Regions from separate parts of the Mus musculus genome. Here region 2 is linked to region 1. The links are chromatin loops, found by intact Hi-C in ENCODE. Cell type or tissue: heart. All regions are shown on one strand. Each heading gives the region's core, and the rest is flanking DNA. Links, peaks and the distances in the headings are about the cores only. Region 1 holds the start of Dcun1d1 (DCN1, defective in cullin neddylation 1, domain containing 1 (S. cerevisiae)). Region 2 holds the start of Atp11b (ATPase, class VI, type 11B).

What was found. Hi-C counts contacts between places; a loop is a spot of excess contacts. Peaks named below come from ENCODE experiments on the same cell type or tissue, not always from the same donor. Only the 100,000 strongest peaks of a DNase experiment are listed, where the experiment ranks them.
Region 2: it touches region 1 in a loop (6-fold over the local background); 10 of 42 quality-filtered maps call a loop at or near these places.

Annotation. Positions count from the first base shown.
Region 1 is chr3:35,925,127-35,941,223 of GRCm38, forward strand. Dcun1d1 (DCN1, defective in cullin neddylation 1, domain containing 1 (S. cerevisiae)) reads right to left here and starts at 7,840. Exons shown (of 7, transcript NM_001205361.1): 1 at 7,659-7,840. The coding sequence starts at 7,661. Gm15952 (a long non-coding RNA gene) reads left to right here and starts at 7,952. Exons shown (of 4, transcript XR_880768.3): 1 at 7,952-8,041; 2 at 12,478-12,597. In heart, for the core only: no CTCF peak of the experiment used is centred there; DNase peaks (open chromatin) are centred at 6,975, 7,265 and 7,715; H3K4me3 peaks cover 3,322 bases; H3K27ac peaks cover 2,725 bases.
Region 2 is chr3:35,747,048-35,763,144 of GRCm38, forward strand. Atp11b (ATPase, class VI, type 11B) reads left to right here and starts at 7,016. Exons shown (of 30, transcript NM_029570.4): 1 at 7,016-7,363. The coding sequence starts at 7,337. In heart, for the core only: CTCF peaks have their summits at 3,442 and 7,481; DNase peaks (open chromatin) are centred at 7,024 and 7,594; H3K4me3 peaks cover 2,217 bases; H3K27ac peaks cover 1,571 bases.

The sequences.
Region 1 (16,097 bases), core at 4,620-12,619:
AGTTTCAAAGAAACTGTTTTGTTTTTAAAGTGAATATGAGTGTTTTGCCTGCAAGCACACCAAGTGCCTGCAGAGGCTGGATGCGGGCATCAGATCCCCTGGAACGGGAGTCACAGATGACTGTGAACTGCTGTGTGGATACCTAACCTGGGTCCTCTTGAGAGTCACCTCTCCGGGGCTGGAATTAATTTTTTAAAATGCAATTCTAGTTGTTGTCTAGTTTACAAGAGTCAGTGTTTCAAAATATTAGAATACCTTCATGAGCCCAAGTGCACAAAAGGCAGTTATGTGTGAGTTCGGCTGGAATTAATTTTTTAAAATGCAATTCTAGTTGTTGTCTAGTTTACAAGAGTCAGTGTTTCAAAATATTAGAATACCTTCATGAGCCCAAGTGCACAAAAGGCAGTTATGTGTGAGTTCAAGGTCAGGCAAGTCTACATAGCAAGTCCCAGGCTATCATGGCTACTTAGTGAGACTCTGATTCTGATTCAAAAAAAAAAAAAAAAAGAAAAGAAAAATCACTTTTTCGAGCATGCGACACTATCATTAAAGGTTCTGCGTGTCGTAGGCACCAGTGGGCTGTCTCTGCCTGTAAAGGCACTCTCCACCAAGCCTGAAGACAGCTCCCACAAGCTGCTCTAACTGCCAATTGTGCACTGTGGCAATATGTGCCCCATAAGTAAACAAGTGCAATACACTTTTTAAAAGTTCTGTGTGGCTATTCCTATGTGCTTAGCATGTGCTTAACATTCCTATGAGATTTTTAAATGCTAGCTTTGGTCTACTTTTCCTTATGTAAGACCAAATCTGCTGTAAACACAGTTCAGGGTTACTCATACTCAACTACAGATGGCCTTTCCATAGATCTCAGGCCAAAAGTGCAGGAAAGTTAATTGCACGGGCTGACCTTCACCTGGGGACAAAGTTCTCCTCCAGGGAGGTGAGACTAAGGTGAGAGTAAACTGTCCCGGAAGAGGTGCACTAAAGCAGTCTGCTGACACCCAGCTACAGCCAGGCTTCCATCCCACCCTGTACCTCCTAATTGCACTAGCATCTTGTTGGAGAAAGCTAATCTCTGCTTCAGTAAACCAAGTACTACAGTTCTAGGCACTTAACTTGAATTAATTTAACCTTTAACCTTAACTTGTACATAGTAATGATTCTTATTAGTCCATAAATTATGCAAGAATAACGGTGGGTGCAGGGGTGGGCAAACAAAGTATTTAAATAGTAAATGAAAAATAATGACCATAACCAAAAACCTAACAGCTTGTGTGTGTTTGAGTTACTACTGTTTCAAACTTTATGCTAGCCACGTACTCTACTCTTCTCTTTTTGGGGGGTTGGGAGATACTGGGGAGATCTAAGATCTCCCTCTGTGGCCACAGGCTAGCTTGAAACCTAAGAGACAGTCCTGTCTCAGCTGCCCAGGCTGGGTTTAGAGGCAATGGATCATCTTCATTTACATATAAGGACTATGAAAACTGGTCTCACTGGGCCCATCTTAAAGAACAGGAAATCACTGTCTCAGAGTAGCATCTACACTCACCAAAAGGAGCAGAACTGGTACTGACAGTGTGGTGCCTAGCTTCAAAGAATACAGTTCTTCTACTCATTCCACACACATCCTCATGTGAACACAGGTTACAGCAGTGCAAACGCTGATTCAACACAAAGTGCAGGGAGTGGAGGGCAGCACTCTCTCTCCATCCACACTGACATTCCCTTCTCACGTGTAAATATCACCACTCTAACTACAGACTCCTAGACCAGTCCCCAGGCTAATACAGGAACTTACGGCATCAATTTAGGACTCTGCTGGTAAATGGGTAGGGTTATTTTTAAGACAAATAATAAAACAAGATGAAAAGTGTATTTATGGCTCCATGACAGTCTATTTTTAAACAGATGGTACTCTATAGCTTTGAATAAAGAGGCAGAAAGGCTTACAGCCACTAGAAGTCAGTGTTTCCTATTCCAATGACACAAAATACAGACGGACAGGTTATAGTAAGAAAACTTAAGGAACTGGGTACACTTTCCAACACTAAGCTAAATGAGCCTGGACACAGAATATTCTTTTACAGTATAATCTGCAGTATAGAATACTTACTTACTACTAGGCCTGTGTAGGTTACCACTCATTTTTTACTTTCCTGCACCAGGAATACTACTTTAAGTCATCTAAGAGGTATGCAGTGTCCTGCTACTGAGCAGAGCGTTATGTACAATGATATAGTCAGAAAGTTCATCTGTAGGATTCAAAATGGTTGCAGAGAGTGTTCCTCGAGATTTTTTTGAGACAGGATCGTGCTCACACTGTAGGGCAGGCTGGCCGAGACCTTACCTTGCAGACTTGAGTAGTCTTGAGTCCACACAACCCTTTCTTATCACCCCCACTATCAAAGTCAGCCGCTTGCTCAATCACACCTGACCCTCACAGGGTTTTAACATTTAATTTTCTCCCCATTACTCCTTAAAATTGTTAGATTACTCAAAAGATGACTGTTGTTGAAAATGAAATAACATCTTGATTTCCTAACAAAACATGTTTGACTATTCAAAGATTATTTTTACTAACTTCCAGTTACATATGGTAAAAGGACAGAAACAAGTTCCATCAATTTTACTTTTGCTGATAACTTTTCAATTGAGCTTCCCTAACTTAACTGCTTGGCCATCTAGCAACCAGCCACAATAGCTAACTTTCCTCTCCAGGCTGGGTGTAATGATGTATTTTGCTCCGGCCACTTGGGAAGCTGCTATAGAAAGATCATTTGAACCCAAGAGTTGGAAACTAGCCTTGGCAATCTCATCTCAAAAATAAACAAAAATATTAGAAAATTTTTTCTCTTTCTATAAATATTTTTCTATGAAAAAAGAGGGGGAAAAGATAGAAAAAAGCCCAAAGAACTGAGTATTTTTAAATTTTTATAGATAACTACAATGGCTAGCATTCAACAGTTAATACAGTATTTGTTTCATAAAGATCCTTAAAAAGTGGAATCTAATTTTAGGATTCCTTATCTACTCAAATCTTAAACAATACTTATAATGCAGTAAACACTCTAAATGTAAGGTGGGGACTGCTCATGTGTCCCACACAAAGCTAGGGATGCCCTTAACTTCTGACCCTCTTGTCTAGGCCTCTAGTATGCTGGGATTACAGGCATGTACCATCATGGTCAGCTTATAGGGTCATGGGAATGAAACCCAAGGCTTTATAAAGCACTCTACCAACACTCAGGCCCATAAGTGGTAAATAAAAATTAAAATGCAGCAACCTAAAAAGGAGGTAAGTAGTATATACTTCAACTGATCACTGTGCTCAATGGTGAGGGATTCAAAAGTGTAACTCAATATTTTTTTTTTTTTTTTTTTTTAGAAAATTACTGTTCAAAAGTAAATCTCTTAAATTTTTACAATGCAGACCCACAATTTTAAAACATTTTACAAATATATTGAAAATGGCTTTGGGGTGCTTTCTCTTGGCTGAGGAGTATGAACCTTAAGTAGTGTGTCAAAGCAATCACTTAGCCACCCAGGGACTTGTTTCTGTCCACACACCAACTGAATCCCACTTGGTACTGTTTCTCTTCATCAACTGTCATGGCCGACACCACCGTGGCCCCAACACTACATAGTGAGTGCTATTTATTTATGTTTTGATTTGTTGTTGTTCGTTTGTTTGCTTGCTTTGAGGGTAGGGTCTTACTATATAGCCCTGGCTGTCTCCGAACTCATTATGTTGCCAGGCTGGCCTTGAACTCCCACTAGTGATCCTCCTGTTTCACCTCCCTGCATGCTGCCATTACAAGTATGCATCATCATGCCCAGCACTGAACATCTTGTCCTTTAAAAAGAGACTTTCCTGGGGCTGGGGCTGGGGCTGGGGCTGGGGCTGGGGCTGGGGCCGGGCCTGGGGCCGGGGCTGTAGGCAATGGTAGAATACTTGTTTACCATGCACGAGCCTTAGCACCTCAAAAGCTGTGTGTGAAAAGGGCTTCCCTTGATTTGTCTTTATATATGCCCCAACCTAAAAGACCCAAATAAAAAGACACTAGACTCAAGTGAGTCCTGCTCTTTTGCAACTTAAAAAGAAAAAACAACCCACACTCAGTTTATTTACAATGTTTTTCACCATATACCAAAAGCTTTAGTTTTCAATTACATATTTAATATTTATATCAGGACATTTGATTTAAAATAGAAGCAACTAGGTTGTATTCAATGTAAGAAACTAGAGTCAGACTAGCCAGAGATTCCATATCAGTAGTGAAATATTGCTTGCTTTTTGTAAAACGGGGGGGGGGGGGGGTGAGAACTAGAGGAGGAATCAAGTATGGAGTTAAGGACCCTGTGTGTAGTCTCTTTTCTTTCCTATCCCAGCTCTTCTCCTTGCTCACATCGCTAAGAACCACCAAGACATTTGCAGCTCTGCTGACAGGAGGTGGTGATGCTGCCTACTCCACAGTGGGAGTAGGATACATCGTTATCAGCTGTCAGACTAGCAGGCACTATGTTCTCACAATCTCAATTTCTTCTCTCCTTAAAAGCCAAGTTTTCTGCACACAGTCACTGATGTACCAAATCACCAAAACATCCAACAATTTAAGAAAATGGTTTTTTAATTACCCCTAGAACAGCTAGAGGGAAATGGTGTGTTACCATTATATTGTGAAACAGAATTCAAAACTCTGTATACATAGCCCACATTAAAAATACCCAAACTTTAATGAGAGTCTTGTAAGTAAAAGACTGCCTTAAAATGACTATCATATTGTAACAGGATACCTGAGACAAAGAAAAGCTGCCATACCGCTCAGAGTTTACCACGCAGTGCTTCCTGTCTCTGAAAAACTCTGGTATCTTTCCAATGTTCACCAGGCAAAGCACAACCTATTACTTCCCGTCTTTACTCTAGTGACCTCTTCAACTCATGCCACACACTGCTCTCTGGCTACCAGCCTCACAAAAGCTCTTTCCGTCTTCTTCGACTCCCGATTTGCTCAGGTGTTATCTATCAGTCCTGCAAACACGATTTTGTTATTTTGTATCCACACTTCCACCACCTGGCCCTAGTACTCCCGTGATCATCCCCTTCCCTTGATACTGTCTCGCCCCCATAACATGTAACACCCAACTGTAGGGAAAGAAATATATACAATGTTTATTTTTTGACTTTCCTAGATTTCTGTCTGACTTTTCCAGGTTTCTGTCTGATCCATACAGATATATCTCACAGTGTGAGATACATGGCAGATACCTAATGAATAGTAAAAGCAATCAGACCTTCTTTTAACTTTACTTGTGGATATACGGAGGATACGCAACAAATCCTAAAAGACAACCCAGGACAGATTTACACATTGCATTTTAGGGCCTGCTATTTGCAGAAAATATAAGTATACATTTCAAAGTCTACACATTTTAAATTCATTAAGGCAGTAATTAGCAACCCATTATTTTTAATTCTGCTACTTAACGTAGTTACTATACTAGTTATTTTCCTTTTTATTATAATTTAATCTTTAATTCAATTTTCAACCATTCTTCTAAAGTTCACGAGATTTTTAAAGACTTATTTATATGTACCACAAATACCAAGAAAGGATAGACTGGGAGAAAATAGTTATATTTTTGAACCATCTTATAAACCTGAACCTCCAAACCTTCTGGAGCCTCAATGTCTACTTCTGTAAAGGGGGAGGAAACATATCAAGTGATCTAAGACACTGTAGGTCTAAAGGCTTATGTAATTTATAAAAATCTAATAAATTACAGCATCTGCATATATCTTACACATTTAAAAAAATCATTGGAATCATAAAATTATTAAACATGGTAGAACTTTAGAAGTTAACAAACCCTGTCCTGACATCTAATAAATAAGGGGGAAAAACTCAGATGTTTTGAATACTTCTTAAAATACACTTGCCTATCAAGCATGAAACCCTGCCTAGGTTTGATCCCAGCCCTGGGCTATTTTTGGTCTCTGTGTGAGTATGAGAGGTAGGTAGCTTGTGGGGTTTTTTTCCCTCCCCCTTATAAAAATAAGTGAGATAATCTATTATTATGTCTTTCCTAAAACGGACAATAATTTGTGTTGTAGAAATTAGTTGTGGTACACATACCAAAAACAAAACTCCTAACAGTCTTACCAAACCATTTTATAACGTCTAGGAAAACAACTATAAATTTATAATGAAATATTTTTACTATAAGATTCTTATGGACCCATATTGACTTTCTAAACTAACAAGATCATACCTAGACTGTACATGTGACAGAAAATGAGTAAAGGCATAGAAAGTGCCTTAAGTTAAGGACATCTTAACAACCAGGAACCACAACCAGTACGATTGCATGACGTATGGCTAAGCTCCAAAATGAGCTGATTTAATATTAACCAAAGGAACAGAAGGCTACAAGTCCTAACCCTAGCTCTCACTGAAACGGCATGAATCCTATATTCCTAATGAGCACTGGCAGGCACTGGGTTCGAGGGCAGGTGTCTGATGTGGACTGTGGGAAACTGCATACATACTCGTGATGAATGTCCATCAGAGACGCGCACTCTATTATTTTAGCCTGCTGAAAGCACCCCAGTAAGAGAGTGGAAACTCTTGGGGGTTCAGGAGTAATATCCAAGGCCTGTTCAAATAATTAAAGGAGAACCTGCAAACTCTCTCTTGGGTCTCTGAACTTTTACTGTACTCTCAATCCAAACACTAACCGGAACTTCCTTACAAATATAAAGTTTTACGAACGTAAGCACAGAAGAGAAATCTTGACTCTGTTGGGACCTAAACACATAATCAACACATGACACCAAGGCTGGGGCCATATAAGTGTCACTGAGCGAAAATCAACCCCCCACGACTCAAGACTGGGCATACACCCTCCCCAAAGAAGCCTTTCAGCTCTCCGGAGCGAAGGACCTCATCACTTTTACTCTTCTCCCAGCAGCCAGCCGGGAACTTCAACAAGGTGTGACTGTATACTTCCAAACTGAAAAGCAGTGACCAGCAGCGCCAGGTACTTAATGACAAAGGACTCAGCTCACCACAGCGTCTTCCAGCTTCCGTGACTTTTTCTCACCCAAACAAAAACCAGGAGAGGAGCAACTTGACAAACTGTTTCTTAAGAATCACAAATGGTCCCTAACTGCTATAATAAAGCAATTACTCCTCCCACCCCAAGCACATAGAGCAGGCGCTCGGAAGGCAGCAGGTCTCGGGTCCCCCGGCTGCACTTCCGTCCGCAGCCCGGAGCCTCCCAGTCCCCTCGCAGGGACCGAGCCTCAGCCGAGCCGCCCCAACTCCCGGGCGCCTGGCGCCTGGCGCCAGCGCGGACCAGCAAGGCCGACGCCGGCTCGCCAGGGCCGCCAGCACCGAGGGGCCCGGCCGGGACCAGGCAGCGCCAGGCCCGCTGCCCAGGCGCCGCCTGGCCGCACAATGGGGCGCGGGCCGTCCCCCAACGCCTCCGCGCCCGGCCCCGCTCCGGCGACTAGGCCCCGCCGCGCTCCGCTGCCGGGCCCTCGCGTAGCGGCGGCGCCGGGGAGGGACGGGCCGAGCTGGGCGCCGGCTGAGCAGCGGTAGCGGAGCGCGGCGGGGCCGGGGGCCCGGGCCGGGCGGCACGGCGCCGCGGTTCCTCACCATGTTGGTGTCCTCCGGACCTCTCCCCTCCTCCTCCGGCTCCGCAGCGAATGGACGGCGGCGGCGGCGGCGGCGCCTCTCACGGGCTCGCCGGGCTCCCGCTCATGCGCAGTGCGGCGGCCCGCGGAGCGGCCGGGCCGCGGGAGGCGGAGGGCGCGGGCCCCGGGGTGGGCGGCCTGGCCTGCCGGCATCCGTGGCACGAGCGGCCGGGCGACCCGGCAGCCCGGGCTGCGGACACACGCTGAGACCCGCGCGGCGGGCGGCCGCGGGCACAGTGAGGACGAAGCGCCGGGGCCCTGCCTGCGCCCCCACTCAGGGCGCCCTCGTCACGGCCGCGTCCTGTCCTCCGTGCGCTCCTAATAGCTCCACGTCAGAGTTCCCAGGTAAGTTTTTGGAAGAATCCGGGAGACTATTGCGCCTAGAGCCACTGTCATGCCTGGTGGACGGGCCAAGCTTGACCTAGCCTGCCTGCTGAGCTGTGGGCCAGAAGACAAGTGTGTGCTGCAAGGAGAAGGAAATACAGTACTCCCTGCAGAGAGAGGAAATAAAACAAAGGTACGGCACATAGAAAAAGCTGTCCAAGATTGCCCAGGTTTATATATGTCATCCGCATCTTCATCACCAAACGTGGGTCTCCCTTTACCACCGGCAAATACCACCAGATCACCCCTAGAAGCTAACAATCTTAAAGTTTCTGTTAAAACAACTGTTGTCACTCCTCCTCGGAGCTTCCTGCTACTGCTTAGAACTAGCCACGTGGTGGGGGCTCCCAGAGCCCTGCAGAGGCAGATCTTTGGCACTGCAGACCTGTTGTCACCCATTCATTCTTTACACCATCAATGCGAGTGTGTGTGTGTACGCGCGCGCGCGTGTGCGTGTGTGTGCGCTGATGTGGCATCTTCTCGCCAGGCCCTAAGAAAATACCAAGTAGCAAGGGTGAAACTAGATCACACTTGTGGTTATTCTCTAGGAACTCAGCCTAGCAACTTAAAATATTAACGAAGAGGACTCAGTCTCTTGCTACACTTCATTAGACTATTGCAACAATAGCTTGTAGGTTTTCTTAAAGCTCTTTTTTTCCTAAGTGCCAACTCCAAGGGGTGATTCTTAGTTCCACTTGACCTCTTTCTCTCCTGAATTTGAACACGTCCTCCTAGAATTCCCATAATTTTTCATGACTTGATTTATTTATAGTCTCCCCTTCACTTACCATTCTTCTTTGCTAGCTAACTCTGGCTTTTCAGTGGTGGGCTTTCCAGAACCATCCCTGAATCTCTTCATATATTCCTTTTTCCTAGACCCTGCCCATATCCCAGTGAGTCCAAAATCTTATCTAAAGCTCGGCAGCGGCATGCCCTAAGCACAAATTCTGCTCATCCCACAGACCCCCCCAAAGCTCTACAAAGCCAAAATCTTATCCCTAAACCTGCATTCCCCTGCTTTTTCATCACATAAGCTAAATATCAGAACTGCCCATCTCCCTTAGTCTAAGCTCGCCGAGTTCATCATCTGAGTAAACCCGAATTCTTCCCCTGCCCTTTAATAGGGTTCATCTCTCATTGGGACCCTCCTTTCTCCATCCCCTTTTGAGATGGAGTTTCTTTATGTTGCCCAGGCTAACAGCCAACAGTGCGGCCTGGGATTGCAGGCAAGTATGTCTCCCACCCCATCTTCTCTGTACTTTTCCTTCTACACCAGAGGTGTCTGTCTGCAATGCAGACTGGAGGCTCTTCCTCAAAGTCTCCGAGAACTTTCCTAACGTGAGCCTGTCTGGAGTCATAGGCAGGTCTCTCCCTCATCTTTCCACTCCCTTTGTCATGACCCCCACTCAATGCAGCTCCTGTTTCGGTACCAAGCTTCCTGGTTTGGTCTTATTTTGTCCCTGACACACTAGGTCACAAGAGTGAGGATCCGCCATGTGTTGTACTAAGCCTCTAACACTCAAGCAAACTTCAGGTTGCAGCTACACCTATTTTGTAGGGAGCACTGACATACAGAGTGGGTAAGTAACATGCCTAATGTCACACAGCAAGTAGTAAATCTAGGAACTAGACCCAGACAATCTGCTTATAATGTGTTCTCTCGGTTACTACAGTTTATTTCCTACTCTGGATTTCTGCAATTGGGGCATCTCCTTTGCAATTTTATGGCCCCTAGATTAGAGTTAGGACATCAACTGATAATCATTTGCCTCCAAGGCCAGGGCAGAGAAAGACCAGATCATATCCATCTTTGAGATAATTTTGTTTGTTTTGTTTTTATATGGGGCCATTGGTGCCATAACATTTGTATAGAGGTCAGAGGACAAACTCAGGTGTCAGCCCATGCCATCAACTTTGTTTAAAGCGGGTCCCTGTTGCTTTTCCACCTGATATGCCAGACTGGCTGACCCTTGAACTTCTGGGGATTCTTCAGTGTCTACCTTCCGTCTCCCTGTAGTACTGGGACTACAGGCGCATGAACTATGTGGCCTGCTTTTCATGCTTTCTGGGAATTTGAACTCAAATCCTGATGCATATGCAGCAATTGTTTTACCCACTAAGCCAGCTTATCCTTGAGTTTTCAGTGTTGGGTAAGAAGCCGATCTCTCTCTCTCTCTCTCTCTCTCTCTCTCTCTCTCTCACACACACACACACACACACACACACACCACAGTAGCAGTTGTATAAATTAAAAGAAAATAATCTAATGGCTCTCTCTTGGTCTTAAGACTGCATAGAGCTGTGGGTATACCGCTCAGTAGTGGAATGTTTCTCTAACAGAACACAGTAACAATTGGGCCCGGTGTGGTGGCACATGCTTTGAATTTAGCACTTGCTAGGCTGATGTAAGTGTAGGCCAGCCTGGTCTACATGGCAAGTTCCAGCTCAGCCAACAACACACAGTAAGAGTCTAGCTCAAAAAAGTTACAATAATAGCAATAGTGTCCATACTGTTCATTTGTGTAGTAGGACAGCAATGTTCCTTGGCTGATGCATATTATATACATGGTCTTATGATAAGTGCAACAGCAGTTGCACCCATCCTACATTTCCAGGTTACAGAACCAAACATGATAGGAGAGCATTAACTGTTGTTATTATATGAAATTAACTGTTGTTATTGTATGAGATAAGCATGTTTGTGAAAATTGTCCTGGTTACTTTTTTTTAAATGGAAGGTTCCTGAAGATAAAGCATAAGTTACAATATTTGATTAACAGAAAGGTACTCATTAACATGTTGTTTCAAATACAGAAATGTGTGTTTGTGTGTGTGTATGCTGTGTGCAGGTGTGCACATATTATTTGCACACATGTGGAGGCCGGTGAGGAGATGATCACAGTGTTCTATCACTCCAGGCCTCCCTCTTCTGGGATAGGGTCTTCTACTGAACCTGGATAGGGAAGCTACTGGCAGCCTCACTCCCACAGTACTGAGGTTACAGACTAGCGTGCCTAACATGTAAGTGGCTGCTGGCGTCTGAACTCAGGTGCCCATGTTTAAGCAGCAAGCTCTCTTACCTACTGAGCTCTCTCTAGCCCCTCAAATACATAATTTTAAAAACTACATTTTTTATAGCAGTAATTTTGGTTCAGTTAAAAAAAAGATGAAAACATCTGGTTAAAGTCCAATGTTACATACACGCATACATACATTCTTTTTACACCCATAATTATAATGGCATAGTGTTTGTAGATAGGTGACATTCCAAGGTAGACCAATTTAGAAAATGTTGCTGCAAAAGCTGCAAGTTTTCATGTTAAGGTAAATACTGATAAAAATCAGTGCAACTCTGTTTATTGAAACATGTAAAACCAAGTCTATAATTCTAGAATCTGTGTTTAGCAGAGAGAGAAGAAATCTGAAAGGACCGATTGCTAGCCTTTCTGGGAGTTCATTTATCTAAAATGAAGCCTGCAGAGTAGCTCTATATACCCAACTGCAGTTCTGAGGTGTGAGTCTGAGCCACAGTCACCGGCTTCTCACTCATGACGTCGGTGGATGCAGTTCAGTCCTGTGTTTATATAAAATGGGCTTACTGTACCCAGGCTTGCATATCCACAAATGTGTACTGGCTTTACTGGTGCACCATATTTTAGCATGAATAAAATACCGTGTAGAGGTTTCTGATGCAGAATTATAGCATTTGTGTATGTGTGTGTATGAGTGTGTGCACACACTGGAAATTGAACTCCGGGCCTCACATGTGCTCAGCACACCTGTGCCTCTGTACTTTCAGCCTCCAAATGATACATGTTTAAGGGAGAAGCCTTTTTAAGGATTAGTCCTCATGCCTTACGTGGAATCCGTGGTGGCCACAGGCCCCAATTCAAACCAAAATGATAAGAGTAGGCTTAGAAATAAAGCCTTTGCTGTCCCCTGCCCCAGTAAACGTTACCAGTGAAGCTGAAGGAAGGACTGCCTGAGACTCTTCCCTCCACATTCTGAACCATTCGAAGAGGAATCCTTAATCAGGACAAAGGGAAAACCTCAGGGAATTAGGTAGGCATCATCATCCAATTCATAATAAAAAGCAATACTTTGGTGGGTCACCTTCTAAATAGAAAATAGGAATATTCACCAGAGCCAGTCTGTCACCTCAGGGTCCCTGCGGATCTGCTGACTTTAGCTGTTTCACACTCATGGTAGAGGATTGGGCTTGGAGCAAGTGACAGCTCCGACTGGGTGGGTCATCATAGAAAACTCAGACTGTCACTGCTGATGTCACAATGTCCTACTGTCCCAAAGTGAACCTGCCTCTCTGCCCAAGTAGGCTCAGTCCTTCTAGATGAGACCCCCGTCTGCTCAGGTATCCATCGTGAACAACTCTTTCTCAGTTTCAGTGGATGAATCCAATGTGGAGACCAAAACCGCTGAAAGGAGTCCACAGAGCAAGTCTGATGGCCCTGCTTCCTTGGGCATATTCTACCAGGTACGGCAGAATGGATAGTACACAGGTAAAAACTGTCTTTCTAGGCTTGGTACTCTCAAGTACAAATGAAAGTATTGTGTTCATATGAACTAACCAGTGCCCCCCAGAGCTGTGTCTCTAGTTGCATATGTAGCAGAGGATGGGAGGAGAGGCCCTTGGTCTTGTGAAGATCATATGCCCCAGTACAGGGGAATGCCAGGGCCAGAAAGCAGGAGTGGTTGGGTTGAGGAGCAGGGAGGGGAGAGGGTATAGGGGGCTTTGGGGATAACATTTGAAATGTAAATGAAGAAAATACCTAATAAAAAAGAAAAAAAAAGTATTGTGTTAATTTTAATAAAATTCCAAAAAAAATCCTGTTTGTTTGATTCATTGCTAGTGAACTATTCCCCCAAATCAGGGAAATAGCCAGGTTTGCACACCTGTAATCCCAGCTTGGGGAGACTGAGGCAGAAGAATATTGAGTTCGAGGCCAGCAAGAGCCACATAGTTGAGACCCATCTCACAAAACAGAAAGAAAAAAAATTAGGAAAATATAATCAGTCTTAACTATAACTCCGAGTGTGTGATGTTCATAGGCCACTACTGTTTCACAAATGTAACACCACAAGTGTGGGAAAATAGGTGACCTTGAAAATTCACGGTGACATTTATTAACTCCTAATCTGTTATTTAACACTTCATATATATCCAGTGTATTACTGCGACCGACGTTTTCCAGGTAGGACTTGTGCTGGGTGAGTGGTCAGTCACCTGAAGCACATCCTAGTTCAGGATACTTGGGTTTTCAGCCCCGGTGCTGATTGCAGGAACAGCCCCGCCTTGGTCAGCCCGGCCTGGGCAGTGGTTGGCCTGCAGAAGCAGCTCAGCAACATGGGAAGTTAGCATTCTGTTTCAATTGTTATTGAGAGCTTTTTAAAAATATGTGTGGTGTTTTGCCTACAAATATGTCTGTGATTCTTGAAGCTTAGAAGTAGGTGTTGAATCTCTGGGACTGGACTTAAAGGCAGTTGTTAGCTGCCATGTTCATGCTGGAATTTGAACCTAGGTCCTCAGGAAAGTATTCAGTCCCTTAATAACTGAGGCATCTTTCCAGGCCCAAAGTTAATGTTCTTACCTTCAGAAAATAAAGAGAAAGGAAAGTGAATACGGACTGTTTATGTGTGGCAAACAGAAAGCACAGGCACTTAGAAGATAGTTCAGCTGGAACAAAATATTGGACAAGAGAAAAAATACAATCTTAGTGAACATCCCAGCCATAGAGGTATAGCTCACGTCATTGTCTTGCCTACCATGCACAAGCTCTGGCTCATTCCCCCCGGCAACCATGATGAGGTGTGGTGACATACCTTCTAATGCCAGCACTCAGGTGGGGCACAAGAATCAAAGGTTTTCATCATTGGCTATATACTTAGTCAAGGGCTGCCTTAACTATATGAGGTTCTGTCTCAAATGTGTGTGTGTGTGCATGCACACATGGGTGTGCACGTGTATATGCCTGCCTTTAATACATATTTTTAAGTGCGTATAGCAATCTTGGAAGCTTGTTTTGAGGTACTGGGTCATTGAACCTAAGGTCTTATGTATGCCAGACAAGCAAACACTCTACCAATGAGCCACATTCCAGCCATCTTTTTTTACCTTTTTTTTTTTTTTTTTTTTGATTCAGAACCAAGGTTGGTTGCCTGACCTTGAATTTACCCCTAATTGGCCCTGACCTTTTACCTTCCTACCCACAATGGGTAATAATTTCAAAGGGAAATAGTTTCAAAGAAATTATTTAGAATGAATGGGAAGGGTTTCAAGAATTAAAATTCTTTGTAAATATTAGAAAATGGAAATATCAGACTCAGGTTAGGCTAAAGGAATGAGAATAATAAAAATAACTAAAAGCAAACATGTGGTAGCACACACCTGTAATCCCAGCACTCAGGAGACAGGGCAGGTGGCTCTGTAAATTTGAGGGCAGCTGGCTCCACAGAGCTAGTTTTAGGATAGCCAAGGTTACACAGAGACTGTAGAAACGTCTGTTTGCTTATATTATGAGACGATCATTTTGAGGACATATCTATACAGAAATTAATGCCAGTGAAAAATCAAAAGACTAAGCCCAGTGGGTTTAACATAGGACAATCTAAGAACCTTTCAATGTAGTGTAAGAGACGAAGGAGAACCTTTTAGTGCAATTGAGCGAGGAAGTGACTGGGCTAGATTCCTTATGGGTGTGATGTGCTGCAGCAGCTTTTAATTGGCCAGCAGTGAGATAGGCTGTCACCCACAGCTTGCTAGGATGGACCCAAACGGAGTTTTAGAGAATTTGATGTTTGAAGGTTGTCTTTGCTTTTGTCTTCTGCACTGTGGTAAAAGAGGTCCCATGGTTTTCTTGATAACCCTGACTACAGATGGGATGAGTGGGGTGGATGTTGACTGGGGAGGAAGGAAGCCTGAGGCTTGTGGCTGGGCAGGCCTGCTGAGCTCTGGGTGTGAGGGGCGAGACAGCACAACCAGCAGGTCAGGCCTAGCTGGAAGAAGCAGCCATGGGGAGGGGTTGAGAGAGAGAGGTTCTCTTTATTCTTCTATGGACTCAGCCCTTAGCTGTGAAGTAAGACAACACCACACTTGTCTATGCAAATGAGCTGGGCTGCATTCCTTGGGTGAATTCTGTGGCTCACGTTGGGCTCTTAGTGTACTAGCACTGAACCAGGGCTTAAGTTGGCTGACTTGGGGCCTGAGAGAGGCTTTGGCTTATTTCAGATGGGGCGGTGTTCAGAAGAACTAATAAGCACCTTTGATAAACATCAAGTCACCGTGGTTGGGATTTCCCATGGCCCCTCTGATATCTGAAGTTCAGATCCCTTAGTCTTTTTGTTTGTTGTTGTTTTACAGTTTTGTTTTGTTTTTTTACAATTTACAAACTGGAGTATGACATCACACTTGAAGCTTCTGACCTAAGCCAGAGGGTTACATAAACTAGTCACGGAAGGGAAATATGTCCCACTTTGTTTATTGCTACATGACTGAGCAAATGACACCTCCCTTCTCTGAGGTCCACTTCCCCTGACTGGAAACAAGAGTTTGCACTAAATAAATACTTAGTCCTCCCTATGCCAAAGTTTCTGGAAGTATAGCTGTTTTCAGTAAGTCACCTGTTTGAACATACAGAACACCTGCGTGCCTCTGCACTCTAGAAACACACAGTTCTGGCAGACCTGCCCAAGCTACTCAACCAGGAGTCTGTGTGAGGTGAGAAATAGCTGAGAAAACTGCAAGTGCTGGGGCGGGGTGCACAGCAAGCAGAAGGTTAGCTTGTCAACAGGAGAGGCCAGCTTAAGTTGCCTGAACCTGTCCTTGAACTAAACTGGTCATTTTACCTAGAGGTGATAATGACCCATTTCCGGACTTCTTTGGCCCCAGAGTCCTCATCTGTAAAAGACCCACCTGATAACCCTAGTGAAAGGTAAAGAAGACAATGTATATAGTGCAAGGTGACAAGCAGTGCTGCCCATTCTAGAAGAGGTGACACGTGAA
Region 2 (16,097 bases), core at 2,781-10,780, 180 kb before region 1:
TAGAAAGCGTGAACAGTGCAGCAGAACATACAGAAGTAATCAGTCAAAGGTTAACCACGAGGAGACAAAATAATAAACTGACCTTGCAAACCTTACAAATGCCCAGCATGCGATCCAGGTGGGGGTCATTACAGGTCACCAAAACAACAATGACAGGAAGTGCATCGACTTACAAAATTCAAAATACCCACAGGATGGTGAAACCAACGGGCTGCTGGAGGAGTGCTATAGTCACGTGTCATCACTGAACTTCTTCGGGTACCTGAGATGAGGACACAGATGAGAAAGTAGTATTTTCACATCCTCCCTCAACAGACACAGTTATGGAGTCCTCTGCTACTTCTCTTATAGTCCCTGGATTTACGACCATGCACGGCAGGTCTGTGACAGTAAAAGGAAGAGCCACAAGAGTAGCAAAGAGTGCCCTTTGATAGAGTTCCTATAACCTAAAGGTAAAATCTAGATCTTGAAAAAAACCACACCATGTTTAGGAACTCTTCCATCAGCATCCCTTCTTCCAGCTGAGTAACCTAGGCAACTAGAGCTGCCCTGGCAATTCCTTTGTGCTAGCAGACAGACTGACTGCAGGTAAGTAATGTTTTGTAAAAGCTAAAAAAACTAAAAATATATGTGGACATAGTCAATATTTTTTCCCCTAGAAAACAATTTTAGCCCAGAAAAATCTACATAGCAGTTACTAGGAAACTCCTGCCTAGTGCAGTCAACTTAATCAGAAAAAAAAAAAAAAAAAAAAAAGAAAAGAAAAGAAAAGAAAGAGAAAGAGAAAGAGAAAAAGAAAAAGAAAACAAAAATGTTTCAGGCAATGAGAGTGCCCCTTGGTGGCTATAAAACAAGATGTTGCAAAAGCAATGATTTTGGAAGGCTGTTTAGTTTGCTCAACTGTGTAGTGCTGAAAGTTGGTTAAATGTTGGAGGCAGCCTTAACATTAACAGTGATACAAATCTCAGTGATACAAATACTTATTGATTTAAGTCCACTGATACTGTTGTTAGAAAGTCATCAGAGTTCCCTCTTTAAGCAAGTACGCATAAATGAAGGTCATTAGGGCTGTTTTCATTCTGCTTTTTGTTTTTGTTTGTTTCAATAAATCATACAATGCATCCGAAAGTAGTTTCAAGTTATGAAAGGGCAACTTAAAGTCAGGAGGAAATGAAGTGCAAATAAATGTATGTTTTTCCTATTTTCTTGCCTTTCTAGTGATAGTTTTTATGAATTCCAATTCTCACAGTGGTTTTAGATTTCAGTTAGGTGCTTGTACAAATAGTTCAAAAAGTTGAAACTGAGTTTATATCACATAGCTCACTGCAGATGTCTATCTGGGGATTTTTCAGGGTGTTGTGTGACCAGACTTTTCCTGGGAAGGTACAACACACACATCTTCACACCCTAATAGGGAGACCACTACAGACCAAAGTATGGACCCACCAAAGTCCAACCTGGTGAAACAATTGATTTTACTATGGCTATTTAAGGAAGAAGAAATGACTGAACGACAGCTATATCTCCAAAGCCAACCCCAGCACTGGTGACAGCTTACAAAGTTGAGAACCTGAAGCACACTGCACAGCCTGCAGGCAGCTCAGCAGGCTGGAGAATGTCCTTTCCAAGGGACTCCATTGGACTAAACCTCTTTCTGGCATCTGGGCTAGTCTCTGCTCCTTCCAGGTAGTTTGTCTAGTGTCTGTTTCCTTTGCAGCTCAGCTTCTCTCCAGTGACTTTCAGAAGTCTTTCTTGCTTACTCCTGTAGGGAGGGGCCTAGTGAGTCTGGTTAGTTTTAGGGACTTCCTGAAGCTATTTTGAGTTGTTTACCTTCTGTCTTAAGAAGTTTCCTTACAAGATGCAATGTTTCAATCTCAGGGGAAACTGCTACATAAACAAGGAAGGAACCTATGAAGTACTACACCTCTGTCCTGTATGTAAATAGGTTTCCACAAGGTCCTATGTCTAACTCTATGCAGGTCTAGAAAAGCTTGCCTCGTTTCTTTGTTCCCCTGTGTAAAGTTTAGTTGAGAACTCTTGGAATAGTAATTATTCAGAAGGATTTTTTTTTTTTTTTTGTTCTAGGATTACTCTTTGGTAATCTATCCTATTTGTGATTTAAAATTTATTTATTTTGTGTGCATGCATGCCGCAGTGCATGTGTGGAAGTCAGAGGACAGTTTGCAGCAGTTGGTTCTCTTTTTCCATTATGTGGGTTCTCAGGATCGGAAGTCAGGTCATCACATTTGGCACCTTTATCCTCAGAATCCTCTTACCAAACCCAGATTTGTGATTCTGAGGAAAACTGGAAGTTGACATTTTCAAAACTGAGATTTAAAAAGGTTTTCCTAGCATGTCAGTTTGTTGCCTATACCCATTGGAAAACACAGATATTTACAGTATGACTCATAACAGTAGCAAAACTACAGTTATGATGTAGAAATTAAATAATTTTATGGTTGGGGTCACCACAACATGAGGGTCACCATAACGTGAGTATTGAAGGGATGTAGCCTGAGGATAATTGAGAACCACTGATCTAAAGGATGGAGACCAATGGTCTCTCATAGCTTAGAATCTATGTCATTCGCTATGCATTACTCTGCATTGCTTTGATATTATAAACCTAGACGTTTCATTTCTTTCCTCAGTTACTCATTCACTGGTCTCTCTAGTTCACTGAACACTTACTGAATACTCTTTAGAAACCACAAGTACCAAAATGAATGAGCTGCGACTTTCAACCTGGGCAAGCACATAGACTGTGCTTTCTTAATCATGGCCCAAGATATTCTGTACAAGAAAAATGCCTTAGTCTGTAACACCTAAGATTTCCTGTTATACCAAGTTAGAAGATATTTGGTATTTTTTCCCCTGAGAAGAATAACTGGCACATAATTATGCTAACATGAATACAAAAGAGGCATATTTATCATTAATGTAGCAGCTGTTAAATGATGCTGATAATCCCTGGCTTGGGAGTGTCTGCCACCTCACCGGGAGTGGCTCAACTTTCACGTTTCCAGGGTCCCCTGATGTGCTTTATTTCTGGCCCTTTCTACTCAACACTTTATTCTACCAGAATGTAGTTTTCTATTCGGCCTCCCTTCTCTCTCAGCCTACTGCACAAAATACTCACGGATGAACATCCTAGAGAAAACTCCTACTGTTTTCTTATCTAGAAAACTCCAGGACATCTCCGAGTTTTGTCTTCGCCAAACAACTGCTGTCTTGGGATGCTCAAATTTGCCTTCTTGCAAAAAATCATCTCAGCTGGGCATGTCGACTGTTTACACCTCAAATGAAGGGTCGAGGGGGATGGAAAGATCTTATCCTGACTGTTTGCCCGCTCCTTTCTGTTTGTTGGATACAACTCTGCCTCAATTGCATTTGGACTCTGGGAGAGACTGGAGTACTGCAGGGGCAGACTAAAGGGGGCGCTCTCTCTCTATGGCTCTGGGAAGCTCTCATCCCAGCTAGTGAAGGGCTTTCTAGGTGTGTCTTGGGGGAGCAGCACCCACACCCCTGTAAGTAACACCTCATTTGTTCTCAATAAGTTCATTAGTTGGCCGAAGTAAAGTTAGAGGCAATGATGCCTTGCTAACAAGGTTCTGAGGAGAAGGGCTAGATACTGCTTATATTTTCTCCTGGGAAGGAATGTTAGCAACGTCTTTTTTTCTTTGAATATTTTATTTTTATTAATCTTTTTTTATCAGATATTTTCTTTATTTACATTTCAAATGTTATCCCCTTTCCTGGTTTCCCCTCTGAAAGCCCCCTCCCCTCTCCCCTCCTCCTTTCCCCTGCTCCCCAACCCACCCACTCCCATTCCTGGCCCTGGCATTCCCCTACACTGAGGCATAGAACCTTCACAGGACCAAGGGCCTCTCCTCCCACTGATGACCGACTCTGCTACATATGCAGCTGGAGTCATGGGTCCCCCCATGTGCAATGTCCATTTAAAGAAAAAAATAAGCAAACACTTGTAATTAGTCAGAAACTCGGCCTCCCGGGTTTCACTTTACCCATGCAGCCCCACTTCTTCTTTCCCTGAATTAGTTACACCATCTTACACATCCAAAGCTTTCTTCACCCAAACATTTGCCCCTGCAGCTAGCTCATCCGGTTGCAAAGTCTACCCCTTCTTTAACCTCTCATTTCAAACTCAGTTTGAATTCAGATGTGGTCCAGTGCTAAAGGATTTGCCTAGAATCAGAGATAAAGAGAAATGACTTTGATAGCCTTTCTCCTGGCGCTTTCCCCAACTACTGTTGTTCACGTCAAGTTTCTGAAATTACCAATGATCATCAGTAGAATACTTTAGGATTTAACGGTTACTTGGCTGGCTCACCTCCCCTCTGTGACTGCTCTTTCCAACTAGATTATAAGCTGCAGCCAGGACAGAGGAGGCCACTCTAAAGTGGGTTTTGTGCCCTTTCCTAATTTTAGGCAGTCTTCACACAATCATTTGATGCTGAAGAAATAGTTGTGGAATAAATGAACTGCTACTACCTCCAAACTTTTTTTTTTTTTTTATACCTGGTACCTGCCTTCTTAAATCATGAGTTTTCTCTTCTCTCTCCCTAAGCCTTCCCAATCACAAGCAACAGGGTGTAATTCCTTTTATATTATGTGAAGGTGTTTTCATGGGGTCCACTTAAATCCAACTGCAACAAAGAGCCAGAATATCTCAGATCATTTAAGCTCGAAAACCACAACTTCTGTGACAAGTAATTGTTACATTTTCCCATCAATCAGGACAGGAATTGGTTCCTGGGCCTGGGAACGTGAACTTAGTTTAACCCTGCCAGCAAGTTGGGAAAGTTGTCCTTGAGATGGCTGGACCCAGACAAGTGTCTCTTTACAACAGAAGGCATTCAGCTATTGGGAAGTCCCCAGCTCCCCTAGGGCCTGGGACCTTGAACTTAGTTTCCCCCTATGGTTAAATGGAGGTTAAAAACAAAATGTCAGTACTTAGGGCAAGTTTCTTTTGTTTGTTCCCAATAGCATACACATACAACTGAAATCAAGATTTCAGAGAATTGATCCCTCTGACCTCTATACACCCACATGGCACATACTCCTACCTCCAAGAAATAAATTTAATTAAAAAAAAAACCCTGATTATTATACATGGAGAAGATTTTACCACCACTAAAGAATTACAACTATAGTATAAAAATGCTCGGCCATGCTATGGTTCTGGTAGAAAATGTTTGGAGCAAAACACTGCCCTGTTGCTATTTTTGTTCCTGACAGTTTGGACTTTCATATGGTCTTCACATATTTGAGCTGCTTTTTGCCACATTGCCTCATAACACCTCGAATCAACTCCTTCCTAATTCCCCACCCCCTGTCCACTTCCACCTTTAGAAATTTGGAAGCCAGTTCAATGATATGTAATGCATCCTCTAGGTTGCTGTTTTACAGGTTTTCTTGACAAATTTTGGTGGCATATAAATAAAACATTTCCAGGCCTACTTTGTAACCAAGTCACTGAGAAACGAGATGTGAGAAGTAAGTTTGTTTAGGAATATAGCTTAAGAACACAGGTTCTACTGTCCGATTATCCATAATCCAAATCACAGTTTTGCCGAATTATTTAACTTGAGCTTCTCCATCTGCACAATCGGGATAATACGTACTTCAGAGACCCAATTAGAGTATCGGGTAGAGCTTGACGCAGTGGGTTCTGGGACACTGCCTTAGAACGGAAGTAACATTTTGTTTTCTCTAAAAGCATTCCAGTAACTTTATGCTGGTGTCACAGAGTAAGGGTCGGGCATAAGAGCAAAACGAAGGTTCCTTTTTCTTTTTAAATATCTGTCCTAAATTTGGGTAATTTATAATATTAAAAAAAAATTATTGCAGGTCCCCCCCCCCCCCCCCCGAGACAGGGTTTCACTGTATAGCCCTGGCTGTCCTGGAACTCACTTTGTAGACCAGGCCGGTCTCGAACTCAGAAATCTGCCTGCCTGTGTCTCCCGAGTGCAGGGATTAAAAAGGGATTAAAGGGCTCCATTGCAGATTTTATAGGCCATAGATAACTGAAAGACTCTAATTGCAATGCTGGATTAACTAAGACATGACTACTGAAACCAAAAGACAGATTTGTCTAATCACCGTAGCTTAGATTTAGGTTTTTGCAGAATGTTACTTTTCAAATTACAAATGTCTGATGGTGACGTGTTTTAATTCAGGAAAAAGAGAGTACGACGAAGACGAACAGGTGGCTGCTTTTAGACAGTATAAACTTGTTCCAGTTGCTTGTATGGGCCTTCTTAAAAGTTATCCACACCCTTGTTAGAGAGGTCACGCTACTTTGGAGGTAGTTTTCATTGCATGCTTAGCAATTAGCTTTCCGAGGAAAGTCTCTCCCCTTAGCCTTTCCAGCTTAATTCATCAGGATAGGAACTCAGCAATAGCTCCAGAAATTGAGGTGCAGGCTGGACTCTCACAGAGAAATCTCAAACTTTCCCCAATATTAGTCCACTTTGGTTACTCGCTGAGTTATGTGTGAAGCAATTAAATGCCTTTGACAATTAAAAAAATTTTTTTTACCAAGTCTATAAGAATTTTGTACAATTTAGTTTGATCATAATCATCTCCCTCTCCAAATGTAAGTCTTTGATAATTTAATGGTCTGGGCACAGACCTTTTGGTCACATACATTTGCTGGTGTGGATCCGAATGTTGGGGTGGATGGGGGGGGGGGTTGGTGGGGGAGGGGGAAGATCTGTGACAGGGCAGAGCCAACTCCTCTTCGAGGAGTTGCTACAGCCTAGCCGGCCAAGATACAAAAACTCGAAAAAGGCCCACAGAGCCGGCGAGCCTGACAGCGCTCACGTTTTCGCGACAAACCGCCCCGGAAAGGGGCGGGCAAACCCGCGCGGAAACACGGAAGGGTGGGCCTCCGAGAGGTAAAGAAGCGGGCGGGTCCAGAGCAGGTGAGGGAGGGGCACAGGGCTTGGGGGCGGGACCATGGAGGGCGAGGGCGGGGCGGCGCCGTGGGGGCGGGCCCATGGCGGGCGAGGGCGGGGCGGCGCCGTGGGGGCGGCGGTGCTTCGGGTGACAACGGTCAGAGATGAAGGTGGCGGCGGCTCAGCGGGGAGTAGTGCTGCGCCGGGCGCGGTTGGCAGCCAGGCCGCGCCTGTAGGACCTCCGGGCCGGGGTGGCGGGATGGGGACCCGACTCGGGTAGAAAAGCGGGGACAGCAGAGAGCAGAACTTAAGCCCGAGGGGCTCGCCTGCTCCGGTCACACTCGGAGTCCTCTTCCACCTGCTGCCGCTCGGTCCCGCGTCCGGCGGGCCACGACGGCGTCGGCGACGGCGGGGGCATGTGGCGCTGGGTCCGGCAGCAGCTGGTAAGTGAGGGCTGGGTGGCGCGGCGGGGCGGCGAGGGCTAGGCCGCGGCGGGGGCGCGCGGCTCTCTCTCGGCCCGGGCTCCGCACAGCGCGGGGATGCACTGCAGCTTGCGGCCGCTGAGGGTCGCGAGCCGCGCGGGCCCCGAGGTGGCGGAGGTAGCGGCGCGGGGCGCGGGTCAGGCGGCTCCCCCGGACTCCGAACTAGGCTCGTGCGGGCTCCGGAGGAGGTCTGGGTCCTCCTCGGCCTCCCGGCGGAAGCTCGCCCTGGGCCTAGGAGGAAGGCGCGCCGGAAAGGTCTTCACCGCAGACCGGTGCAACTTCTCTGTGCATCTCTTGTGTGTCACCCACCCCTCAAGGCGGTTAGAACGCACGGGTTAGGAGCCAGTGGTTTAACTTTTGAACATTACTGTATTACCTGGAAAAAGAAAAAGAAAACCCTAGAGTGACTTAAGTGTCTAAAAAGCGTCACCTTTCTCAGAAATCATTCACAGACGAAAATCTCTCATGTCCCTTGGCACTTGCAGCCCAGAAAATAACAACGCCAAGGCGACAATGACAGTTAAGGCAGACATCACTTCAGTTCTAGGAATGCTAATCTATATGCTGTTTAATTTTGAAATTGTACCAATTGCAGTATTTTTTTTCTACGAGGTTTCAAGGCAGTGATAAATCTTAGAGAAACAGAAATGTCCTGTTTTGAGACCAAAATCTTCATTCTTTTTTCTTGTGGTAGAACAGTTTTTCAGGTGAAAACTAAAAAGTATGTATTTCAGTCAGTCTCCTGTTTATTTTACAGTAAGCATCATTCTTAAATAAAGAAATCTTATAAATAAAACTAGAACCGCCTGCCACTCCCTCATACAAATGGTAGGTCTTTATTTTTAGCTAACTGTTGCAAATTGAAGTATTCCAGCTTTATTGGGAATCCAAGCTAATGATGTCATTTAATCCACACTTGCTTTCTTGTGGCAAGCCAGTACAGTAAGGAAGTTAATTATTACAAATCTGATCTGCTTTTGACTTCTCAGGCGTCAAGTAAACAAAAGATTTAACACCTTTTTATCTGATGTTTTGGGTGAGAAAATAGTTTTTAAGGCTGTTTTTTCAAGCCTTTCCCAGTATGTTAAGACAGTCTCTCAGTGTGAGGTACTTTTTTGTTAGCTTGAATAAAATCTTTCTATGTGATCATTCCTATCTTCCAGATAGAAATCTGGTAATGTTGTGAGAAATGGCTTTATGTTTACGGCTGAAAGGGATAAACCAGAAGCTGTGTGGTCATTTTTAAGTCAGCTGTCTCATGGCCCTGACTAACAAGTTGAACAAGTTGCTTTCCATTTTAAAAAAAAAAAATACTATCTCTGATATTTAGTTGTCTGTCACTGGTTTTACTTTTAAGATAATCAAGTCTTTAAGAACTTGTGCCAGGGCTGGAGAGATGGCTCAGTGAGTTAAGAGCACTGACTCTTCCAGAGGTCCTGAGTTCAATTCCCAGCAATCACATGGTAGCTCACAGACCATCTGTAATGGGGTCTGATGCACTCTTCTGGTGTGTCTGAAGACAGCTACAGTGTACTCATCTAAATAAAAATAAATAAATCTTTAAAAAAACAAAAACAAAAACCCTTGTGCCAAAGCAGGACTTTGAATTGCTGACTAAGTTTGTGTAATCACTTAAATACAAATTAAGGACAGTGTGTACAAAGGAACGAAGTATGTTGTACTAGCTCAGTAATAAACAGCCTTTCTAGTTGCTACTCCAAGAATTCAGTTAAAAAATTCTATCTTGGATTATTCAAATTATACAAATTTTATATACAAATAATGCAAATTTTATTATTATTTTGCTCACTGGGTTTAGTCACCAGCATTATGTTAATTGTAAAATTCATAAAAGGGAAAATTTGGGTAAATCAATAAATCATAGGGACAGGTTGTTTTGGAAATGTTTTGGAACATTTCATATGAATCCTGGCTTTCAACCAATAATTTAACAAAAAAAAAGATACTTTTTGTTTTTAATTTTTGATTACTGCTTAGTGTGTTTGGGTATGTGTGTAAGTAAGTCAGGACACCCTGTGCCAGTCAGTTCTTTGCTACCTTGTGGGTCTCAGGAATCAAACTCAGGTTCTCATTTGCTTCCTGAGACATCTAACTTAACTTGCTGTGTTTTTATGATAGAGACAATTATATCTTCTGTTTTATTTTATTTGCAGTTTTAAAAAAATTGATTGATTTCTTATCTCTATTAAATATTTTTAATTGCCTAATGATGAGAAATCATGATAAAAACTGACATTTTCCCTTTATGAAAATAGTGAAAACTTGTGGAATATCCTTTTCTTTTTTCTTTTTTGTTTTTCTTTCACACATAATGTTCAAATTATTTTATGCTAAAAGTTATTATGTATTTCTGGTGTAGTTCATATTCATAGTGTAGCCCTTTTCAGTAACATGTTGTACTTAGTCATTATAGTCCGTCATTAACAGCATCTCAATTATAACAGCATAGGACCGTTAGATGCCTAGTGTGTTGTTGTTGTTATTGTTATTATTGTTATCATTTATTACTTTGCCAGAGCTGTCAGTCAAACCCACAGCTTTACACATGCTAGCGGTAGCTGTTGACCACATGCAGCTGCTAAAATTTGTGGTAAGAGAAGAATACTCATATAGCATATTTATTTGTATAGTGCTGATGTCTACCTTTAAGCAAACATTCTTATAAACAAATATATTTAGATGACCTATAAGGTTTCATTACAGAACAACATAGTACCATGTTTTCATAGAACTAACTTGTTTGTAGGTATTTGCTAAATCCTGTTTTATGTGAACGTGATGAGGCTTTTACTCATGACTGTTCTCAGTCAGCCCCTATATTGGGCTACAGTTAGTCTTGAGAATGTTTTCTGGATAATGAATAGATTAGGAAATAATGAATATTATTTCTGTGTTTAGCAATATAGTGATAAGATTTAAGTCTGACCAGTCCAGAAGAGTGTAGAAAATGATTGTAACTGCAAGCAACCACAAACTAGCAGGCTGCGGGTGTTTGTTTAACTGGTGGGACAGGCCTGTAATCCCAGCATCTGGGAGTTGGATGAGGAAGATCGTGAGCTGGGGTACGCTGCAGAGCGCTTCTTACACTGTTCATGATGTCCCTTGAGCCTCCCGATTCACTGAGGAAACTGGCAGTTCTTAGCCGCAGCTTGCTGGGTGTTATCAACTGTGTGAGTACACTTGCTGGGTCTGTGTTCCCTGCCTTGTTTGTGCCAGCAGCACAGGAGTGAAGCCCCTCTCCAGCTCCATTCACTGTGGTCACCAAGCTGCTCTCATCGTTCTCTAGCCTCCTCCGTCAGGTCACTTAGCAGAGCCTTGAACCTGCAGACACAGTGACGCTTCCCTCTCTATCTCAATTTGCACCGGATTGTACCTGATTGCCAAATGTTCTTTAATATAATAATCATTTTAAAACGTTTATCCTGCATCACAGTTCTGTCTAATATACTTGAAATGTGGCTGGCTCACATTGAAATTTTCTTAAATATAAAACAGAATTTAAATTTTAAAACAGAAGAAAAATGTGACATATCTCAGTTATATTTATTTCTGTAATAGAAAGATAGCTTAGCAGGACCAGGTACTTGTTACCAATTACTGTAATAAATACACAGTAAATGTGCTCAGTCCGACCTCTGCCATTCACTTGGTAGAAGGAGAAATTATCTCCTGAAAGTTATTCTCTGACTTTTACATTGTATGGTGACACGTGCCCACTCCCCAACAATAAATAAATATAGTAAAGAAATTTAATTGTTTATTTTTAAAATGTGGCTATTAGAAATTTAAAAATAATGTATGTGGCTTACATCTGTGGCCCATGTTTTATTTTTACTAGTACTGCTATATAACATTAAAAGTAAGCTTTAGCTGGGCAGTGGTGGTGTACGCCTTTAATCCCAGCACTTGGGAGGCAGAGGCAGGTGGATTTCTGAGTTCAAGGCCAGCCTGGTCTACGAAGCCTGGTCTACAAAGTGCATTCCAGGACAGCCAGGGCTACACAGAAACACTGTCTTAGAAAAACAAAAAAACAAACAAACAAAAAAAGAAGCTCTGCATTCTTTGGAGCACATTACACATTAAATCGGAATATCTTTCTTTATATTCGTATCTCTCTGTCTGTCTATCTATGTCTATATCTATCTATTGAAAGGATTTTTTTTTTTTTTAATGTATCTCAAGTTAGTCTTAACTTGTGATCTTCCTGCTCATTTTCCTGAGTGTTGGGATTTTGGGAATATATTCTTAAATATCAAGTTTTTCTTTTGGTTAAGGTGACATGATAGGTGTGTCTAGGTGTTCCCAGAGCACTCAGGGACCTTGCTTCAGAGCCTGGATATACAGCTTTCCCCAGAGTGAGGGCAGTATACCAGGTGTCACCATTGAAAGCAAACTTATTTTCCTCCCCTGGCAGCAATTAAATGCCAACAGCTCTTCAGCAAAGGGTGTAATATCATGCCTACTTCACTTCCTTCATGCTGAGAGTTTGTTTTCTCTAGCTTGATCTTGTACAGGCCTTGTATATGTTGTCACAACTGTTATGAATTTGTATCTGTATCTGCCCCAGTGTGTCTGGAAAAGTTGATTTGAAGTCATTCACCATGTCTGCATCTTAATCTTTTCAATTCTTTGACATAGATCCTGAGTCTTGGGGTTGGGGGGTGGTTATATAGATGTCCAATCAGGGTTGAGCACTCTGGCAGCTCTTATTTGCCACATGTTGACCAGTGATGGGTCTCTGTGCTAATTGCCATATATTGCAAGAAGCAGTTTCTCTGATGAGGGTCAGGTAGTGCAGTGGGTAGTCTATGGGTATAGCAATAAGTCACTAAAAGTCGTTTATTGACATGTCCATTTAGCAAGTTAGTAGTAGGTTTTTCCCTAGAGCCAGTGATCTATCTAGCCACAGGTTCTTGGCGTCATTAATGGTGGTGTCACATATCTCATGGAGCTGACCTTAAAGCTAATTCAGTCTGTTCCTCCCTTAGCACTTGAGCTGCTAGTGCATCAGTGAGCATATCTTGCCCGGCAGGTTGTGACTGTAGTTCTAGTGTTCAGAGCTGGGTGAGGCCGATGATTACTTTCTTGTAGTGTGCAGCACTATGGACTCTAGGCAGTAGAAGTGAAGCTACCAGTTCAGTGCCAACTGGGTATCTATTGGTTCTGTAACTCAAGTGTGTGATGCTTTCAGCAATAGGGGTTTACTGTCAAGTTCTGGAGAGTAATCAATAGCATTGGCAATAATAGCCTGTACTTTGGGTTGGGGGTTATTGATCCTTTTGGCAAACAACTCAAAAAGAGGTAACCCATTCCTGGTCCAGGGAGCTTCATTTAGTAGTGGATATCTAGTTGGAATATTGTCCTCTCGCGATAGAGTAACTCCATTTAAACTGGAAGCTTCCACAATAGTAGACCTCTATGGGACTTTTCAAATTCCCTCCTCTACCCTGTCCTCCCATCGTCAAACCATTTAATCTTTTCTGTACTGGTTCCTCCTTTGTAACACTCTAGTTTTTTTTCCATGAAAGACTCCTCTCCTCTCCCATGCCCCTTTACTAGTTACCTAAGCTGTCTGTGTCCTCCAAATGAAATGCACACACCTAAAGCTGAAAAGCATCAACACGTGAGAGAAAGTGCAGTGCTTCTGGGTTTTGGTTACCTCACACAGGATGATTGTTTTCAGTTCCATATAGTTACCTGAAATTTTCATAATTTTGTTGTCTAACAGCTGAATAATGCTCTATTGTATAATATGCCACATTTTCTTTATTTACTTATCAGCTTGATGGACATCTAAGCTGTTTCCATTTCCTGACTCTTGTGGATAGAGCATTAGTGAACATGGATAAGCAAGTATCTCTGAGGTAGAATATAGAGTCTTTTAGTTATAAGCCTGAGAATGGTATAGCTGGATCTTGTGCAAATCTATTTCCAGCATTGTGAGGAACGTTGTATTCCATAGTGATTTCCATAGTGGTGTACAAGTTTGTGTTCCCACCATCGGTGAATACATGTTCCACTTTCCTAGGATTTGTGTATGCACGCTCTCTCTCTTGTGCTTCCCCCCACCCCAAGTGGCTCTGACTAGAACTTGTTATATAGACTAAGCTAGCCTGGAACTCGAGAGAACCACCTGCCTCAGTCTGCCTCCTAAGTACTGAGATTAAATGCATGTGCTATTTGTATGTAATCTTGAGAAAATTCTGTTTAGTTTCATTTTCCATTTTTAAATTGGATTATTCCTTGATGTTTAGTTTTTTAAAAACTGTATATATTCTTAATACCAACCCTCTGTGATTGATATCCTTTGCTGTTCAATAGCTTTGTAGTTTCATGAAGTCTCATTTGACCATTATTGGTCTCAGTGCCTGTGCTATTGGGGTTCTGTTCGAATGTCCTTTCTTGTGCCTATAAGTTTAAGCATATTTCTCACATTCTCCTCTATCAGATTTGAGATATCAAGGTCTTACTTTGAGATCCATTTGTGGTTGAGTTTTGTGCAGGATGAGAGATGTGAATCTAATCTCATCCTACATTCTGCTATTTAGTTTGACCAGAACCGTTTGTTGAAGATGTTCTTTGTTCTCCAGTATATATCTTGGCCTCTTTGTCAAAACTCAGTTCTCTAAATTACTGCACCTAAGGATCAGTGACCATTGCAGAAGAGGGTATGGGAAGACTGTAAAGGCCAGAGGAACAGCTCCTGGAAATGTCTGAATGTCTAATGTCTTAATGGTGAGACCCATTAAGTCTCACCAGCATGGCTGCCTGAGTTGAACAAGGAGGACACCAAAAGATGTGTTAACATGGAAGGGGGAAGCTCACAAGAAATCAGCCCTAGATAAAGAACTATAGGCAACTAAAGAATGCTGATAAGAAGGGAAATAATAGTCTTCCCAAGGGAAGTACACACCAAGTGACAATTAGCCAATAACAAATGGTCAGCGTGGAAAGATGTACATACAAGTATTTATGTATTTAGGAATACACACACACACACAATTTAAGAAAAAGAGGCCATGAATTTTATGGTAACTTGTCAGATTGTCTATGAGCAAACCTGTTTTTTAAAGACATTGATAAATTCTTTCCTTCATGGGATATCTTATACAAGAACACTTCAGATGTGACTGATTTTAACAAATCCTATTAGGTTTGTATCAACTGGTTACATGTTTTATTCATAGTCTTTTGTGAATCATTGTCTTTTGTTTTAAAAGATGGCCTATTTTGAACCTTTGTATAGGTACATTCCTGTTTTTGTGACAAAGGAAAAACTTTAAACTGTCCCAAACAGAAAAATAGTAACTAACAGAAGTATGGTTTATTTTAGTGTGAGTTGCTATTACTGTATTTGTTTATTATAAAGGTAGACATTTAGCGCTCAAAGCATTTTCTTTTTTTTTTAAAGATTTATTTATTTATTATATGTAAGTACACTGTAGCTGTCTTCAGACACTCCAGAAGAGGGCGCCAGATCTTGTTAGGGATGGTTGTGAGCCACCATGTGGTTGCTGGGAATTGAACTCAGGACCTTCAGAGGAACAGTCGGGTGCTCTTACCCGCTGAGCCATCTCACCAGCCCGCTCAATGCATTTTCAATAAAAAAGGAATTAAAATATCAAAAAATTGAATCTCATACATGAGAAGATTTGGAGGAAAGAAATGGATATTGTACGATTAAATTAATCTCAAAAAAATTAAAAATCAGATATCCATAGATATGGACTTATGTCTAGATCTCCACTTGTATTCAGTTAATCAGTGTGTCTCTTTTTCTTCTGGTACAATGCTGTTTTTATTACTATAGCTTTGTAGTATAAGTTACAATCGGGGTGATTATACCTCCACCAATTCTTTTATTGTTCAGAATTATTTTTAGCAATTTTGAGTTTTTTATTTCCATATAAAGTAAAAGATTCCTTTCCTTTTCTCTTTCTTTCTTTCTTTCTTTCTTGCTTTCTTGCTTTCTTGCTTTCTTGCTTTCTTTCTTTCTTCTGCCTGTCTGTCCATCTGTCTGTCTGTCTTTCTTTCTTTCTTCTGCCTATCTGTCTATCCATCTTTCTTTCTTTCTTTCTTTCTTTCTTTCTTTCTTTCTTTCTTTCTTTTCTCTCTTCTGCCTGTCTGTCCATCTTTCTTTCTTTCTTTCTCCTGTCTGTCCATCCGTCTGTCTTTCTTTTCTTCCTTCCTTTCTTTCTTTCTTCTGCCTGTCTGTCCGTCTTTCTGTCTTTCTGTCTTCCTTCCTTCCTTCCTTCCTTTGGAATATTTTCCTTAGGTGTCTGCTAGATGCTTTCCTTCCTACATACCTTACATGGTATTTTTGATTGCCTCCCTCATAGTGTCTCTTCACTGCAACAGAAAAGTAACTAAGACACCTGATCAACTAGTAAAGCCTTTTATAGCCCTTAAGTAGAGTAAAACAAACGAAACAAAACCTACACCCTTCCCTGCGGCTTCTGCACCCCGTTTCCTGCTGTTTCTCTCCGTGTTACACCACTATTCAGCAGACTCTTGACCCTGCTTACTTACCTCATGAAGCCTGGGATTCCACCCACTCTTTTTGTTAGTTCTCCATCTAGCATCTGAACCATTTCTCAGTTTTCCATCTCCTTTTAGGCATAATCATTTTCCATTTATTAATTCTCTCTAACATTTTCTGGATTTCTGTATTAAG